Linked DNA regions of Mus musculus: region 2 is linked to region 1. The links are chromatin contacts, found by Hi-C or POLR2A ChIA-PET in ENCODE. All regions are on one chromosome and are shown on one strand. The core of a region is the stretch at or near the end of the contact, and the rest is flanking DNA. Distances in the headings are between cores, read along the strand shown.

What was found. Hi-C counts contacts between places; a loop is a spot of excess contacts on that map. ChIA-PET counts read pairs that join two places held with the same protein, here RNA polymerase II (POLR2A).
Region 2: a loop to region 1 is called in a map of heart, with 6 times the contacts of the local background. The contact joins the promoter of Senp7 here to the promoter of Trmt10c in region 1. A Hi-C loop is called at or near these places in 17 of 37 maps with a recorded cell type or tissue (CH12.LX, T-helper 17 cell, gastrocnemius and 4 more). POLR2A ChIA-PET finds 5 or more read pairs at or near these places in 4 of 5 experiments (Patski and embryonic stem cell).

The regions. Positions count from the first base shown.
Region 1 is chr16:56,035,798-56,041,566 of GRCm38, reverse strand. It overlaps Trmt10c (tRNA methyltransferase 10C, mitochondrial RNase P subunit), which reads left to right and starts at 3,781. Exons shown (of 2, transcript NM_029092.4): 1 at 3,781-4,066. Gm22422 (a small nucleolar RNA gene) reads left to right here and starts at 5,680; the gene lies at 5,680-5,769.
Region 2 is chr16:56,072,506-56,078,628 of GRCm38, reverse strand. It overlaps Senp7 (SUMO1/sentrin specific peptidase 7), which reads right to left and starts at 3,225. Exons shown (of 24, transcript NM_025483.4): 1 at 3,051-3,225. The coding sequence starts at 3,090.

The DNA of each region.
Region 1 (5,769 bases), core at 2,532-5,031:
AAAGCATCTTTTAAATCAAGTACTGTGTACCATTTTCGCTCTGGAGGGAGTGAGCTGAGGAGGTTATGGGGATTAGGAACAGTTGGGTGAATATCTTGGACCCTCTTATTGACCTCTCTCAGGTCTTGGACTGGTCAGTAGTCACTCGTGCCAGGTTTCTTTACCGGCAGTAAAGGAGTATTCCAGGGTGACTGGCACGGTACCAAAATACCTAATTGTAATAGTCTCTGAATATGTGGCCTGATTCCATCTCTTGCTTCACGGCTCATTGGATATTGGCGCACTCCTATAGGGGTTGCATCTGTCTTCAGGCCCACAACCACAGGGGGAACTCTGACAGCCATTCCCATGCCTCCAGTCTCTGCCCATGCTCTAGGGAAAGCAGTCAACCAGTCTTTTAGGTCTGGCACCTCTGTTTGCTTTATGCCTTCATGCAATCGGTATTCTTCCTCAAGCTGCAGGGCTAAGACTACGGAGGTGGGAGATTCCCAAGTTACTCTCGGCCCCTCTTGGGTAAATCTGATCTGGGCCTTTAATTTAGTCAGAAGATCTCTTCCTAGAAGCAGTGTGGGACACTCAGGAATGACCAAGAAGGAATGATTCACTTGGCCTTTCCCCAGATCTACAGTGCGTGCAGTGGTCCAGGGGTATTGTTTCTGACCAGTGGCTCCAATCACTATGGTTCTTTTATTTTTTATTTTTCCCAGTGGATGTTTCAGCACAGAATGCTCTGCCCCTGTGTCAATTAAAAAGTCCGTGGGGGTCCCCTCCACCATCAGGGTTACCCTAGGCTCGGGGAGGGGGTCCGAGCCCCGTCTCCCCTATTCATCATCTTTCAGAGTCAGGGCCTTAGGGGCCCTTCCCTTCTTTGGGCATTCCTGTGCCCAATGTCCTCTTTCTTTGCAATAGGCACATTGGTCCTTCTCTAAAATCTTCTGGACAGATCTTTTTCCTCCAGATCTGGATTCCTTGTTGCCCAGGTACCCTATCTGTCTATTCTCTGGCCTATTCCTTCCTTCACGTTCCCCTACTACTGTGGCCAAAATCCTGCTTAGATTCCTCTCCTGTCTTCTTTCCCTCTGTTTCTCTCTCTCTTCTTCTTCTCGTTTTTCCCTCTCTCTCTTCTCTTCCTCTGTTTCTCTCTTATGATACACCTTCTCTGCCTCCTTAACTAAATCCTGTAAAGCCATGGCATGTAATCTTTAAAAGCCATAGCAACCGCGGCTTGTTAACCCTCAGAGGTCAGGTTAAAAGGAGTATAGTATCTATAAGCTTCTATCAATCTTTCTAGAAAAACAGATGGGGGCTCTGTAAGGCCCTGCATCACTTCTCTTACCTTAGCCAAATTGGTGGGGCGTCTCATCGCTCCCTTTAGACTAGAGCCCGGCCAGTAAACTGTCAACCTCTCCTTACCTTGTGCCGTGTTGTAGTTCTAATCTGGCCGGTCCAGAGGGAACCCAGCGTTCTAATTGTACAGATCAGCCGATGAGAAAGGTCAATATTGAAGGGTCTGCAGAGACTGCCTGTCTGTGGGCAGGTTACCCACAGCTCACAAAGGAAAAGGCAGAAGTGGTGTCAGGAGCTTCATTTGCTGGGGGACTCTGGGCTTGTCGGCTCCGGGTCCCAGCTGTAGTCCTCGGTCCTCAGACTGTGCCTTTAGCAATCTCAGAGCCGGGTGCAGGGACTCCTTCTTAGGGCAGAAAGCGAGGGCACTGTGCTGACCCACTCGAGTGCATGGGAGCAGCCAGGGGAGGGCTCTGAGAGGCATGGGGGAACCCATGGTTTGATTTATGGCGGTGAATTCTGAATGAGGTAAGGCTGTTGATCCAGGTGGGACCCAGGTCCACTCTGAAAAACAATGGCTTTAACTTCAAAGATAAGAGTAAACCAAAAGTCCCTTCTAGTGACCATTTTACATTAAAAGTCGGCTACTCGGAGGCGCAGAAAGTCTGCCAAGGTCCCTTCTTAATTTCTACTGAAAGATTATGGGCCCTTGATCTAACTTCAGTCCAGTGGTCTAAAGTCAAACTTAGGGGGGTCGTTACAGTCCATCCAGTACCATGGAAAACACAAAACAAACACAGAAAACACACATACACACACTGACAAATACCTGAAAACAGACACAAAAAACAAATACACACTGACAAATGCCTGAAAACAGACACAAAAAACAAATACACACTGACAAATACCTGAAAACAGACACAAAAAACAAATACACACTGACAGATGCCTGTCTTCCATCAAACTGACAAAACCAACTCAGAAATGCAGGCGGTCGAGGGAGTACACTCCCCGCCTCAGACGGACTCCTAGAGTCCTTCCCCTCGCTCAGGGCTTCAGAAATACAGATGGTCGAGGGAGTACACTCCCCACCTCAGACGGACTCCTAGAGTCCTTCCCCTCGCTCAGGGCGTCCCCCAGAGCGAGCAGCAGCCAGTGATTCCAGCACGTCTGCTGTTCACACTCAGTGCCTCATCCCGAGGCAAAGGTCTCTGTTTCTCACGAAACGTCGCGGCTGCAAATTTCAGCACAGAACCTAGCCGGCTTACAGAAATATTTTTGGACAAAAAAATCTCACCTCCAAGTGGGTCTTCGGAGACGTGGGTGGTCACGCCAAACCCGGACGAGCCCCCAAATGAAAAACTCCGAGAGGAGCTCCTCACTCAGGCCTCAGGACAATAGCGGACACCCAAGAACTCACGACAGACCGAGCTTGTTGCAAACCACATGAGGCTTTATTTGGGGAAAGCCAGAGCTCTGGGGACGACTCATATCCCACGCAGGGGTAGAGGAGTCGTCCCCGAGAGAAAAGAGTTTCCAGTTTTTATAGGCCCTCGGGGGGAAAGGAGAAGGGGGAGATTAGGGGATTTCCAGATCTAAACAATATCTATTCTAAAATGATTGATTCCTCAAGAAATGGGTATGGGAGGGAAACAAGGAAAAAATCTAATGAAGGTACAGCAATGGGCACACACCTGGTCAGAACATTGGCAGGCACACAGGTTCGAGGAGTGGCCAAAGCATTGTGCACCTCTATTTTTCTAAATCAATGAAGCCAGTTCTACTAACAATAAAATCTATTTTACCAATTTCAGGGCTTCTATGACCTTTTACATTCTGCCAGAATCTTTCACTCAAACTTAGTAGACTGTGCTAGCCTCAAACTCATAGAAATCCACTTGTCTCTGAGGACCAATACCCGGGGGTTGTCTCCTGTTCTCCACGTAAGTGACATGGTATGTACACACTGTAGTAGGTACTAGCAATAGTACTGATTTAGAATTAGATTTTATTTACTTTTACTTTCTTGGATTTTTCTAGACAGGGTTTCTCTGAGTAAGCCTTGGCTGTCCTTGAACTCGTTCTGTAGACCACGATGGCCTCGAACTTGCAGAGATCCGCCGCCTCAGCTTCCCAAACTCTGGGATTAAACACTGGCCATTAGCCCGCCTAGAATTAAATTCTAAAATAGAACGTGAAGACTTGAGTCTTATGGTTTTGTTATGACATGCGCGTAACGAGAGTGACCAAGTTGAGAGCCTGTAAGGATTCGAGTTCTAACCGCCAAGCAATAAATGATGTGGCAGGGCATCGGTGGCGAGCCCCCAAATCGACTCAAAACGTCATTTTCCGGGGGACTCAGGGGCAGTCGGCGAGGTCGCAGAGCGACTTTAGGCGCGGTGGGGGTGGGGAAACAAACTGCCTGCCGAGTTAAACGTCAGAGGCCGTGGCCGGAGGGGCGGGACATCCGGTGGTGCCGGACTTCCGGCGGCCGCGGCGGAAACCCTCGCGGTGCAGTGCAGGCCGCGGTGTGCACGCGGATCTGCTCCGGAGTCCTGCAGCCCAGCCGCCGGCCGCAGTCTGGGTACCTGCGGAGCTTCTCTCTGCCGGTGCTGGGGTGCTGGGTGGACCCGCTGGCTTTCCAGGATGCGGGGCGTGGAACGTGGCCTCTGAGAACCCCAGGCGAGAGGAAGCCGTGCTGTAGGAGTCGTTAGGCACGGCGCTACCTGAAGCGGAAGCCGCGTTCACCCAGATCGTCTCCTGTGTCGCGCTTTAAAGTGTAAGTCGTCGGGGTCTGTCTCTCTGCCTAGGTGCTCCCCATGCTTTCGATCTCTCCGGGCATCGCCATGCCCGCGCACATAATTACCCCCTTCGCAGACTCACACACAGAACTTTACTATAAAATATTTTTAAAATTTGGTTGTTATAGTGAGTGTGGTGGGGCAGGACTCGGGAGGCAGAGGCAGGAGAATTGTCTGGAAGGGAATTTGCCAGCCGGCGCTAAAGAGTGGAGAACCTATACTTTTGTTTTTGTTTTTAATTTCTATGGTGGTGTGAAATTTCTTTCTACTAGTTACAAAGGCAAAAATCAACTATATTGTTTTTATATTTTTTTTTTAAGTAGGGTCTCATGGGCTGGAAGGCCTACAATAAGCCTTACCCAGGATGATAACTTTGTCAAACTCAGGTCCTGAGGATTCTAAGTTAAATAATAATTCTCAAAGTCTGATATCAGTTTTTATTTTTTGGTTGTTTTTGAATGGTTTTGCTGTTTTGCTTTTTGATACCGGTCTTACAGTATTCCTGGCTGTCATGGAACTCAATATGTAGACTAAGCTGGCCACGTTTAACTGGATAGGCACAGCCCTTATCCTAATGGAATATAGTCTTTAGTTTCTGGTGGGGAAAACAAGTATTATCATAGGCACAGGGTGCTCTGAAAAACTAATAGGATTGTTTGCTCTAAAGTGGGAAAAGAAGATGTGCAGCTGAAAAGGCAGGCAAGCAAAGGGTGATACTGCAAAAACCCGCTTAAACCACATGAGTGAACTTGGATCTCAACGGAACACATAGTTAGGACTATACTGCTGTGGAATGGAGTGCATCCGGGCATTTGCATGGAGCAGAGGACACGCACGGGTATACAGAGTCAGACAAGAAGCTAAAGATGGGTGGGATTTTTCAAGAATTTTCCTTCTCCCTCACATTTTACATAAGTTCTCAAACAAAGTGTTTTCGCTGTTTTGTGGAACATCTAGTTCTTTGAGATAAAACTATAGAACCTTTTATATATTTGTCCTGGCTTTGTATATTTTATTTTATAACGTCTGCTATAAAGTCTGAGCTGAGACATTTACTGTCTGTTTTAGTCAGCTGCCTTGCATTTCTGTTGTGGAAGCGCAAAGGCATTTGTGGGCAGTGCTTTAGGGTTGTTTGTTTTTAAGTCAGGTTTCATCTTCCGTAACTTTCCTGCTTTTTGTCTCCATTGTTGATTTCATAAAGGATCTTGAGATTGGATGTGCATCTGAAGGAGATTATAGTGTCTTGTTCTCAGCCCTATAATTGCCATATAACTTTGCTGTGTTATTATATTGCTCATTTAGGCCCGTTCCATAACAAAGCTAAAAGAGGAATTTGAGTCAACCTTTTGTTTAAGAATATGTTGAAATTACTATATAAAATCACGTGGAGCAGGAAGTGGTGCTGCACAGCTATAGTGCCAGATCACTTAAATTGATGAGTTTGACACCAAGCATAACAAGACCCTTGTCTCACAAATTAAAAAAAAAAAAATTGACCAGTAAGTGATCGCAGCTTAGCAGTTGACTTGGTGGTGTGCAATGTCTAAGATTTTCAAAGGTTTCCCGCTGAACTTCAGAAATCAGTTGCCTTCTGCAGCCAATTAAGCCGACCAGGTTCCTTTCCTCATAGGAGTCTGGTGTGCAATGGTTGCAAACAGCATCCTCCTTGCTAGTGTATGCA
Region 2 (6,123 bases), core at 1,976-4,475, 38 kb before region 1:
TGGTTTTGATGAGTACATGAATCTCAGGTGATGAAGAAGAGATTTACTCTAAAACAAAGTCAAGAAAACAACGGGGCCGGACAGTGGTGGCGCACGCCCTTAATCCCAGGATTTGGGAGGCAGAGGCAGGAGGATTTCTGAGTCCAAAGCCAGCCTGGTCTACAGAGTGAGTTCCAGGACAGCCAGGGCTACACAGAGAAACCCCATCTCAAATACCAAAAAAAAAAAAAAGAAAAGAAAAAAAAGAAAACAACTGGGTCATGCTAAAAGGAGGTGATATTACTATGCTACAAACTGTTTCCAGGGACAGGAGCCATGGCTCAGCAGTTAAGTACACTAACTGCTCATGCACAGGGCATAGGTTTGATTGCCAGCACCAACATGGCGGCTCACAACTATAGTCCAGTTCCAAAGGCTCTGATGTCCTCTCCTGATCACCACAAGCACCAGGAGCATGCATGGTTCACATGTGTGCATGCAGGAAAAATACTCATAGACATAAAATCAAATATATAAATCAAAACTAAAATATTTGAAGATGGGGATGGTGGCGCACTCCTTTATTCTGAGTGTCCAGGAGGCAAAGGCGGGCAGATCTCTGAGCGTGAGACCATCCTGTTCTGCAGAACAAGTGCCAGGACAGCATACTTCTGTTAATATCTATGTGAAAAGTCAAATATACTATTAAGTAATTTCCTTAATGTTCATATTACACAACTAGAAGCATACTGGGGGGAGCTAGAAAACTAGATTTCTGAATGGTTCTGATAACACATCCTCTGCAGAAAGGCCATTTCCAAAGGAGAGTCATGAAAAAAAAAAAATTCTCTACACGAACACCAACAATTTTTATGAATCCGGGGTCTTAATCTCAAAATTCACCCAAAAAGATCTTTCCCAGCGATATAGTTAACATAAATAACTGTGTGTTTTCAGACCAACCACTTTTTAACTCTCAAAGTTCCTTTTTTGTTTGTTTTTTGTTTTTAAAGATTTCTTTATTTGTTATATGAAAGTACACTGTAGCTGTTTTCAGACACCCCAGAAGAGGGCATCAGATTCCATTACAGGTGGTCGTGAGCCACCATGTGGTTGCTGGGAATTGAACTCAGGACCTTCAGATGAGCAGTCAGTGCTCTTAACCACTGAGCCATCTCTCCAGCCCTTCAAAAAAGCATATTTCTAAAAAGCATATCCATCAAATAAACTATAATAAGTGAATATAACCGGGTGAGGGGCACAGATTCTGCCAACGGATAGAAAAGGCTAATATCTTAATATAACACACTAACACGTATAAATGCACCAAGCTGAGATGGAACGTATTTATTAAGAAGGAACTGTGCATCTTAAACTGAGATTATGATCACACCTGAAGTTCTCCATCCAAAAACTCCCAAATGATACTAGATACTGCATTTTTCTAGTATGTCAATTTTACTTGACCCCAGGGAGCAGGAATATTAAAACAAAAACTCATCAGTAGAGACATGCATATAAAAACACCTTTATGTCTTGCATAAATATGATTTCAAAGGCAAAGAACAGCTAGTATCTTTAAAATACGCAGTGGGAAAAGGCTAGGCGTGGTAGCAACACACCTAAAATCCTAGCACGGGAAAAGTCTGACGCAGGAGACCCCTGAGCTCCAAGGCTGCAAGAGGACGACCATTCCTCAAAAAAAAAAAAAAAAAGACAAAAATATTGATAAAATTGATTGCATATGAAGAGATCTTGGGAGTTCAACTCTGTCAAACCGAGTCCTCAGAGATCTGTGCTCATAGCCTTAAGAGCTTTAGACACATTGCCACCGGGCATACCTAAATAGATTTGGAACTGCTGAGTCTAACTCTACCAAAATAAACCGTATAATGAGAAAGTTTACAATGGGTTGAGCTCAGTTGGTAGTGGTGCAAGCCTTTAACACCCCAGGACATGGGAGGCAAAAGCAGGCATATCTCTGAGTTGGGAGGCCAGCCAGGTCTACAAATTGAGTTCCAGGATAGCCAGGAGTACACAGAGAAACTCTGTCTCAAAAAAACAGAAAGAGGAAAAAGTGGGGGGGGGTCGCCTGTAACCCCACCATTCAGAAGAGGTAATCAGGGGGAATAGGAATATGACCCCATCTTGAGTTACACAGGGAGACCTTTTCTCAAAAACAGAAAAAGAAAAGAAAACAAAAACAACTCAATGAATTCATCGACACTGTTTTATGTACTAGACAGTGCATTTCTATGCACACGGGAGCTGACTCCAGGAATTAAGAGGTGCACTTAACAGATGAGATGGATAACAATAACTTGTCGACGGGGCGGAGCTCTATCTCAATTTTATACAAAACTTAAAAGAGGTTCTTGAGTTTCAAGTCTTAAAACAATTCCAAAAAATGGGCTGAGATAAAAAAACAAAAACAAAAACACAACAACAACAAAAAACCCGGCTTCAAATCCTTTGACTTTCGAATCACTTTTGGAAGATGCTGGAGGCTGGAAAAGAAAAACGCTATTAAACGAGCCTGTCGGACGAGAGGGACAGCAGGAGTATTTTATTTACTCGAGGCGCTGCGGGGCGACCGACAAGCCCCGCCTTCCTCGCTTGCAGCTTCTCTGATCTGCCAAAGGAAGGAGGGAAGCCGGCCAGGCGAGGGGTCAAAGGATCAGAAAGGAGAGTGACATCTTGTGCGGGGAAGGTGGGAGCGAAAGTGAACGCGGGTGCAATTGCGAGGAAGGCGTGGCAGGACAGCGGCTATAGCCAGCAGAGAAGACCGCTGGACCGAAGACAATCAAGGAGCGTGTCCCGGGAGGAGGGAGCATACCAAAGGGGTGCAGAAGGGGCAGGCGGCCGAGGCTTTTCGACAGCTGCGGGCGCCCCCCCCCCCTCCAGCTCTCCATTATGCGCGCCCCCGCCGCTCCCTCCCTCCCTCCCTTCCTCTCTCCCTCCCTCTCTCCCTTCCTCTCTCCCTCCCTCTCTCCCTCCCCACCGCGCCGCGGAGCCGCCGCCAGCCGCGCAGGTACAATGGTCGGCTCGGCCCTCGCGCCGGCTCTCCTCACCTGATGAAGCTCGCCGACGCCCAGGCCTGGCCCTGTCCATCTTCTCCTCCGCCGGCTCCTCCAGTCCCACTTCCAGGCGCTGTCACCTCAGGACCCCTCGGGCTGGGGAAGGGAGGGGGAGGGGAAGAGAGAAAGCCAGAAGTGAGATTCGCGCTTGCGCACTAGTCGTCGCCTCCCCCCCCCCCGACCGGAAGTCCCTTGCCCCTCCCACCTCTGCCAGAGGTAGCGCTTCCTGGGCCTTGTTTAGCCTGCGAGCCTATCGTTCTGTCGTTGGTTAGGCGAAGGGGACTTACCCCACGAGGGTCCCTAAGGAAAAACTTGATTCACGATTTTTTAACCCGTTGACTTTAAAATAAAATTTGAGTTGACAAAAATTACAGATACCGAGTACCTCTGCTTTTATGCCTTTTGAACGAAATTACCCCCCAAAATATGAGAAGCTACTGTCTGTGGTATTTCTAGCTATTTGTCCTCAAGAAGGCTACTCAAACTTAGAAACAAGGACAGCAAAATGTAGTTGTTCCTGTTGTTTGATGTAAGAAATAAACAAATATGAGTCTTTTCTATCAAAAACTATAAAGCCTGTGTTTGGTACTGTTAGGCCTCAGGATCCAAAATAACAGTCGTGGCCCAGCACTTAGATCTCTGATAGATAAAGGCTAGCATTTGTTTCCCTTGCCTAGGAGATGGGGCAGATGGCTCCTCGTTGACATATACCTGTGGTTGCATATCAAAGCCCCAAAGTCCCCATCCACAAATACCCCTACCCCAGCCTCCTGGCCTCTCACCTTCCCTACTCCTGCAGATGCTAAGCACCAGGCTGTCCCAGAGCTCCACTCTCTGGGGCCAAGGATTCTTCCCCTGCACCTGCCATCTGTTACTGTCTCACCATCCCCACGCTTCTCTCTCTCTGCTCTTCCTGCGCCCCCTCCCACACAGGAGCAAGAAACTCACATCTTTTTTTCTCCCCCACCTTGTATGACATTTAGACACGTTGTAATCTTCCCACCCAGTTGGAGCCAGGAATGTTATGTATTCCCCTTCTCATTTCCTGTGTGCTAATTCTTTTCAAAATAGCCACTAGAATTAAGACTATAACATGCTTGACCCAGGGAATGACACTATTAGGAGGTGTGGCCTCTTGCAGTAGGTATGTCACTGTGGGTGTGGGCTTCAAGACCCTGGTCCTTGTTCTGTTAGTAAAAAGATAAGGGAGAGGAAGAGTATGTTTGGTGGCTGTGCAGTCAGGTGTGGGAGATGGGGTGCCTCCACCAGCCCATGCTGAGCCATCCCTTCCCCCATAGAGTTTATTGAGTAGACACCGGCCATGAGCACCATGAGGACATGGGGAGAGATGGGGGAGGGGAATGGGGAGACAGGCAGAAGGAGCAAGAGGACAGAGCAGGAGCAAGAAGGCAACAGAGCAGAAGAGAGAGGGAAGGTGGCCAACAGCCCCTTTTATAGTCAGTCGGGCACACCTAGTTGTTGCCAGGTAACTGTGGGGTACAGCCTAGACAAAATGCTAACAGTTCTAGCTGCCAATCTTCTGTTTGCCTTTGGAACAAGATGTAGAACTCTCAGCTCTTCCTATGCCATGCCTGCCTGGACACTGCCATGATCCCCCCCCCCCTTGATGATAATGGACTGAACCTCTGAACCTGTAAGCCAGCCCCAATTAAATGTTGTCCTTTATAAGAATTGTCTTGGCCAGGCAGTGGTGCTACATGTCTTTAATCCCAGCACTTGGGAGGCAGAGGCAGGTGGATTTCTGAGTTCGAGGCCAGCCTGGTCTACAGAGTGAGTTCCAGGACAGCCAGGGCTACACAGAGAAACCCTGTCTCGAAAAAAAAAAAAAAAAGAAGAAGAAGAAGAAGAAGAAGAAGAAGAGGAGGAGGAGGAGGAGGAGGAGGAGGAGGAGGAGCGGCCTTGGTCATGGTATCTATTCACAGCAGTAAAATCCTAAAATATTCTCAGAGCCCCCCACCCAGGAAAGACACAGGTCACCACCTGAATTACAATATAAATCAAATTCACTTCCTTTCTCAGTGTTTGCTCTTCTGAGCACATCCTCCTCATGAAGTCAAGTTTGCCTTGTTTAAACATTTCAATTGGAATGGTGGTCTCTTTTGTTACTATCTAGCCCATTTCTAACATTTGGCTCTATAGTGAGACACTGGATGCTAAATCCACTCCAGTAGTGACAAACACGACAGGCCCTGAAAACCTGGGCGCTGTCCCGAGGCGAAAAGTTCACAGAAACTTAGTCTCCTGGAATTAGGGCATCCTGTATAACGAATGCTCCCATGTCCTTGCTTTAGTTGGTAAGCGGATCTGTGTGCTTTCCCTTAATATTGAGGAACCAGAGTAGATACTTAGAACTATAGATAGCTGAGTTACACCCATATACAAGTATTTACAATGACCTAGGGAGAAGGTGGACTATACAATAGACTAGAATAGAAACTACGGCAAGGGCATGGAAGCCCTCGCCCCTGGCTTCTAAGTTTAAGCTGACTTTAGGTGGGGCTGCTGTTGATCCCAGTTGTTAACATTGAATTTTATCCCAGTTGGTTCCTGCCAGTCCTTCCATGTTTGCATTCCTCTGTTTTATGTAAGAATCCAGTAACCTCATTGTCACTTAACTTCCCTATTTTCTTCTGTATAAAAAGTTTGATGCTTGATTTGACAAATTACCTTCAGATCCACACCCCCTTGTGTCGTGTCTGTTGTCTTGTCTGTTTGTCACCCCAATTCCCGCCGACTCTATGCCCATCTGCTGGAACCCCTGATTCCCACTGAATCAGGAAGGTTTGAAATCAGGATTGAAGAGGACCCACTGGACCCACTCCGTGGCAACTGGAAAGCAAGAAGGTAGGAGGAGGAGGATAAAATAATACTGGAATGTTCCAAGCCAGAGGGTACAACAGAAATACTTGAGTCTTAATATCACGTTTCAAGCCAGGCATACTCAGACCAGCCAGGGCTGCACATTTCCCGGTCCTTCATCCTTTTGAAGTGTGCAATTCAATGACCTTTTTTCTTTCCTTACATCACACCAAACAGAGACATCACA